Regions from separate parts of the Homo sapiens genome. Here region 2 is linked to region 1. A link is an interaction called in ENCODE POLR2A ChIA-PET data of the cell type or tissue named here. Cell type or tissue: Panc1. All regions are shown on one strand. Links, peaks and the distances in the headings refer to the core of each region. The heading gives the core; the rest is flanking DNA. Region 1 has its middle 23 kb from the start of ZBTB40. Region 2 has its middle 5.3 kb from the start of NBPF3.

Evidence for each region. Peaks named below come from ENCODE experiments on the same cell type or tissue, not always from the same donor. Only the 100,000 strongest peaks of a DNase experiment are listed, where the experiment ranks them.
Region 2: POLR2A ChIA-PET joins it to region 1 with 12 read pairs; 1 of 35 experiments calls an interaction of 5 or more read pairs at or near these places.

What each region holds. Positions count from the first base shown.
Region 1 is chr1:22,427,628-22,430,543 of GRCh38, forward strand. It overlaps a transcript of ZBTB40 not described here. Among named protein-coding and RNA genes, the nearest start is that of ZBTB40, 23 kb to the right of the region's middle. In Panc1, for the core only: no CTCF peak of the experiment used is centred there; a DNase peak (open chromatin) is centred at 1,214; H3K4me3 peaks cover 1,191 bases; H3K27ac peaks cover 591 bases.
Region 2 is chr1:21,433,413-21,436,328 of GRCh38, forward strand. It overlaps the pseudogene CROCCP5. Among named protein-coding and RNA genes, the nearest start is that of NBPF3, 5.3 kb to the right of the region's middle. RefSeq lists a silencer at 2,484-2,778. In Panc1, for the core only: no CTCF peak of the experiment used is centred there; no DNase peak of the experiment used is centred there.

The sequences.
Region 1 (2,916 bases), core at 112-2,611:
TTTAATTTAGTTTTTTTCTTTTTATCTTCTATATCCAGTCTCATTCTCCTTGCCCCATAGACACTGTCCCAAGGTTCTCTGTCCATTTTATTTACATTTATAACTGTATTTGCATTTTAAATGCATACATGTGCATTTATATAAACAACATATGACATATGTGTGTATGTTTAATGTATATAGTGATACATGGCTAATAGCTCATTCTGCTTCTTTGACATCTATTGGTCTTGATTAATATAGATTTAGTACTTTTTTACTGTTGTATTATATTCCATCATTTATACATATTATATTTAATAATTATTTATTGAAGAACATCTAAGTTACTTCCAATTTTGTTGTTATAAACCATGCTGCAGTAAACATCTCTGAATATATCTCTTTGTATACTTAAGCAAGAATTTCTCTGGGGTTTATACACAGGACAGGATTTACATTATAAAGTGATATGCACTTTGTCCATATCACTAAATATCTCCAAATTGCTCTCCAAAGTGGCTGCAACAATTTTCACTCCCAAGGAGGGAGGGAGGGTCACAAAGGTTGAAAAACGACCTGTTGGATACTATGTGAACAATCTGGATAATGGGTTCACCAGAAGCCCAAACCACAGCATTACCCAATATAAGCATATAGCAAACCTGCACAGGTACCCACTGAATCTATAGTTTTTAAAAAGTGGGAAAAAAATTTTTTGCTCACCCCCGCAGTGCATAAGGGTTGCATTTTCCCCACATCCCTGGCTGTTTGATATTATCCTATATTTTATCATTGGATGTAAACTAGTAGCCATTTCTCACTTTATTTTGCATTTCTTTGATTATTAATAAGATGAAACATCTCTTTTTCTGTTTATTAGCCATTCTGGTCTCCTCGTCTATGAGTTGCTTGCTCATATCCTTTCCATGTTTTTACATAGTGTTATCTCCCTACTTTTTTTGTTGTTTCTGATTTTGCTGTTCATTTCAGATATTAATGCCAGTCATGTATATTGAAAATATATTCTCTCAGTCGAATTGGCATGAACTCCGTCTATGGTATTTCTTTGTTGTATAGCTACTAGCCAGTTCCAACAACTGCCCTCCCTTTACTTCCTAGTTAAAACAAATACAAACTCTGATTTGTAACTGGATCCAAGGCTTCCGGGTATAAAGACTACATTTCCCAGCATACCTTGCAGGTGTTGCCATGTGACTGAGTTCTGGCCAATAGGATATAAGAGAAAATATGTGGGAAATTTGTCGGCAATATTCTTGAAAAGAAAGAGTTCCTTTCTTTCTTCTTTCCAGTTACCTCCTTCTTGCCGGTTGGAATATTGGATTGAAAGGTCAGAGCCATGTGCTGAGGTTGGGGAAACATCCCGGATGCCAGCCCCGGACTGCTAGTAAGTCTAAATCTAACTGATACAAGCAAAAGTCTTTCATTTTGAAGTAGTCAAATCCAGATATTTTCTTCTTTAAGAAATTCTTGGGCCGGGCGCGGTGGCTCATGCCTGTAATCCCAGCACTTTGGGGGGCCGAGGCTGGCGGATCACAAGGTCGGGAGATTGAGGTCATCCTGGCTAACACGGTGAAACCCCGTCTCCACTAAAAATACAAAAAATTAGCCGGGCGTGGTGGCGGGCGCCTGTAGTCCCAGCTACTCGGGAGGCTGAGGCAGGAGAATGGCTGAACCCGGAAGGCGGAGCTTGCAGTGAGCCGACATAGCGCCGTTGCACTCCAGCCTGGGCGATAGAGCAAGACTCCGCCTCAAAAAAAAAAAGAAAGAAATTCTTACTGATCGCAAAGTCACAAAGGCATTTGCCTACATTTTTTTTTTCTAATAGTTTTATAACTTTGCTTTTTCACATTAGGTCCTTAATCCAGCTGGAAGTATGTTGACTTTCTTCCTCACCTTACCATCCAATTCTCCCATCAGCATTATTAAGTAATTCATTTTTCTTCCCTGAACTGTGATGCCACTATTATATACCGGGTTCCCAGTACCACATTAAACAGTAGTGGTATTGGAAAGTATACTGGGCTGGTTTCCATATTCATGGGAAATCTACATTTTTTTTCCATTAAGTGTGATGTCTGCTGGCCAGACGCGATGGCTCATGCCTGTAATCCCAGCACTTTGGGAGGCCGAGGCGGGTGGATCACCTAAGGTTGGGAGTTCGAGACCAGTCTGACCAACATGGTGAAGCCCCATCCCTACTAAAAATACAAAAAAATTAGCTGGGCATGGTGGCGCACACCTGTAATTCCAGCTACCCGGGAGGCTGAGGCAGGAGAATCGCTTGAACCCCGGGAGGCGGAGGGTTGCGGTGAGCTGAGATTGCGCCATTGCACTCCAGCCTGGGCAACAAGAGTGAAACTCCGTCTCAAAAAAATAAAAAAAGTATGATGTCTGCTGTAAGTTTTTGATAAAGTTCTTTTATCTAAGTATCTTTTATTTAAGAAGCTACTATAATCACTAATAAGTGTTTTCTTGTATCTATTAAAACATTGTAATTTCTTCTTTAATCTGAAATACCTCAATAGATTTATCTGACTCTAAATCATCTGTACATTCCTAAAATAAATGCTACTTTGGTTTTTTGAGTTGGGAATTTTGCATCTGTAGTTATAAGTAAAACTGGCCTATAATAATCTTGTCTCATACTGTCCTTATCTGGTTATAATATCAACATTTAGGCCAGGTGCAGTCGCTCACACCTGTAATACCAGCACTTTGGGAGGCTGAGAGGGCAGATCACTTGAGTTCAGGAGTTGGAGACCAGCCTAGGTAACATAGCAAGACCCTGTCTTTACAACAAATTTTTAAAAATTAGCTGGCTGTGGTGGCACACACCTGTAGTTTCAGCTACACTAGAGGCTGAGGTGGGAGGATTGCTTGAGCCTGGGAGGCCAAGGCTGCAGCAATCACGGC
Region 2 (2,916 bases), core at 268-2,767, 990 kb before region 1:
TTTTCTTGGCCACAGTTTTCCACTTAAAGGATGTACCATTGTGTACTTAGCAGCAGTCCCCTTTTGATAGACATTTAGGTTGTCACCAGGATTTCTTACATGAGCAATGCTGCAGTGAACCTCCTTGTCCACAAGCCATCTCCTCTGTGCTGGGGTATATCTGTAGGATACATTCTTAGAGGAGGAGCCGGTGGGGAAGGTCCTATGCATGCATAGTTTTCGGAGCTCTCCCTCAATGCCCTCCGTTGTGGTTGTACTCACCTTCCCACCAGCTGTGTAGGGGAGGGCCTGTTGCCCCAGAGCCCCTCCTTGTGTATTATGTGTCCCTTTTTTTTTTTTCCCCAATGTGATAGTGGACAAACGACATCCCAGTGTAGGGTTTTTTTTTCTTTCTTTCTTCCTCTTTAGTTTTTGAGATGGAGTCTCACTATGTTTCCCATTCTGGCCTCAAATTCCTGGGCTCAAGCAATCCTGCCTCAGCTTCCTGCATAGCTGGGACTGCAGGTGCATGCCACTGCACCCAGCCCAGTGTAGTTTTATTTTTATTTATTTATTTTTTTGAGACGCAGTCTGGCTGTGTGGCCCAGACTGGAGTGCAGTGGCATGATCTCAGCTTACTGCAACCTCCTCCTCCTAGGTTCAAGCAATTCTGCCTCAGCCTCCCAAGTAGCTGAGACTACAGGAGTGCATCACCACGCCTGGCTAATTTTTTGTATTTTTAGTAGAGATGGGGTTTCACCATGTTGGCCAGGCTAGCCTCGAACTCCTGACCCCAGGTGATCTGCCTGCCTCGGCCTCCCAAAGTGCTGGGATTATAGGTGTGAGCCGCCACACCTGGCCCCAGCGTAGTTTTAATTTGTAGTTGGGAGTGAGCCCCATCCCATCCCCATCCTGTGCTCTCTCCCCCAGGGACCTGCTGCAGCTGGGAGGGGAGCTGTCCAGAAGGTCGGCCTGGGACTGAGCATGGGCCTGCAGCTGGCAGAGAGAAGGGTCGAGGCAGCCCTGAAGAAGCAGGCCCTGCTGCAGACCCAGCTGGAGGAGCAGCTGCAGGACAAGGTGCTTCACGAGAAGGGACCTGGCCCAGCAGCAGATGCAAAGCGACCTGGACAAGGCTCACCTCAGTGCCAGGTGGGTACCTGGTGGGTGCCACACGAGGCAGGTGTCCCTGCAGAAGGTAAAACTGGAGAGTTGGGGAGAAGGGAGCATCTGTTCACTAGGGTCAGGCCTTCCTCTGTGACCTCAGCCAGTTTTCCCAGGCACCCCACTGAGGTTCCGAAGGCGCTTGCCCAGTGTATATCATAAACAGCTTAGCCTCCAATGACAGAACTTGTGGCCGGGTGCGGTGGCTCACACCTGTAATCCCAGCACTTTGTCAGGTGGGGGGATCACCTGAGGTCAGGAGCGCAAGACCAGCCTGCCTGACAGGTGAAACCCCGTCTCTACTAAAAATACAAAAATTAGCCGGGCGTGGTGGCAGGTGCCTGTAATCCCAGCTACCAGGGAGGCTGAGTCAGGAGAATCGCTTGAACCCAGAATGCAGAGGTTGCAGTGAGCCAGGATCACATCGCTGTACTCCGGCCTGAATGACAGAGCGAGATTCTGTCTCAAAAAAAAAAACAAAAACTTTTGCCCCTTATTCCTGCCACCTGGACAAGTCCTCAAGTGCTTTCCCATGAGATAAAGCTGGTGGCAACCTCATTCCCACTTCACAGATGAGAGGTGTGAGGTCTGGAGAGGAGCTGGGACTTGCCTAAGGTCACACAGCCAGGGAGGTGGATGTTAGGGTCCCTGCCTCGGGTTTGGAGAAGCATGGTGGACACAGAACTAGTGGATTTGAGAGGCAGGGGTGGTCCCCCACTCACCTCTGCTGTTCCCCCAACTCCAGAGTGACAGAGCTGGGCCTGGCAGTGGAGCGTCTTCAGAAGCAGAATCTGGAGAAGGATCAGGTCAACAAGGACCTCACCAAGAAGCTTGAGGCCCTGGTGAGCTGCAGCTGCCCCTGAGATGTGGCAGTGTGGGATGGGGTACCGGACAGATCCATGGACACAGGCTTAGGGCTGGGCTGCCTGGGCCACCCCCAGCGTCCCACTCACACGCAGGTTCAGCCCTCACAGGTGTGCAGGCTTTGTGGTAAGCACACTCACCTCCTCCATCCCATTTCTTCCTCACAGCAGCCCTGTAGCGCAATCCTCATGACACAGATGGGGAAACTGAGGCCCAAGAGGGGAAATGCTTGTCCAGTCTCAGAGCCAGTAAGCGGGAGAGTCGGGACTTGAACTCCCATCCACTGTCTCCAGGTCCAGATGCTGCCTCTGGCAACCCAGCTTCCCCTCACCCCCTCCCCCGACCAGTGGGACACTCACTCTTCGGGGGTACAGCCTGGTTTGGTCACCCCCCTGTCTGGGGCCTGACCTGGGTTCTAGGTCCGGGTCTCCTCCCATCAACTGTGTGACCTGGGGCAGAACACAGCTCTTCTCTGGGCCTAGTCTGTTCAGTGAGGGTCTCGGGCCTGCTGTGGGGTCTACCAGGTGGCTGGCCTATGGACATGGCTTCAGAGGCCACCTGGTCAGTGGTGGGCCAGGGAGGGAGGGGAAGGGGAGGTTTCAGATAAGACAGAACCCCGACTACCCTTTGTCTCCCTCACCGCACTCCAGGAATCCCTGTGGCTACAGGAGCAGGCGGCCCTGGAGACAGAGGACGGAGAGGAGCTACAGCAGAGCCTAAGGGACCTGGCACAGGTGTGAGCCCAGAGAGGTGGGAAGACAGGGCCCTGCCAGGAAACCCCGGGCTCCCTCGCCACGCCTTTCGGTGGCCTGGGACTGAACTGCAAATGGGTGGGGGCCTGGGACCCAGGCTGTAGCTGCTCAGCACCCCTGCTAACTCACCTGGCCCCTGCCCTGGGGAGCCCCCAGTCTC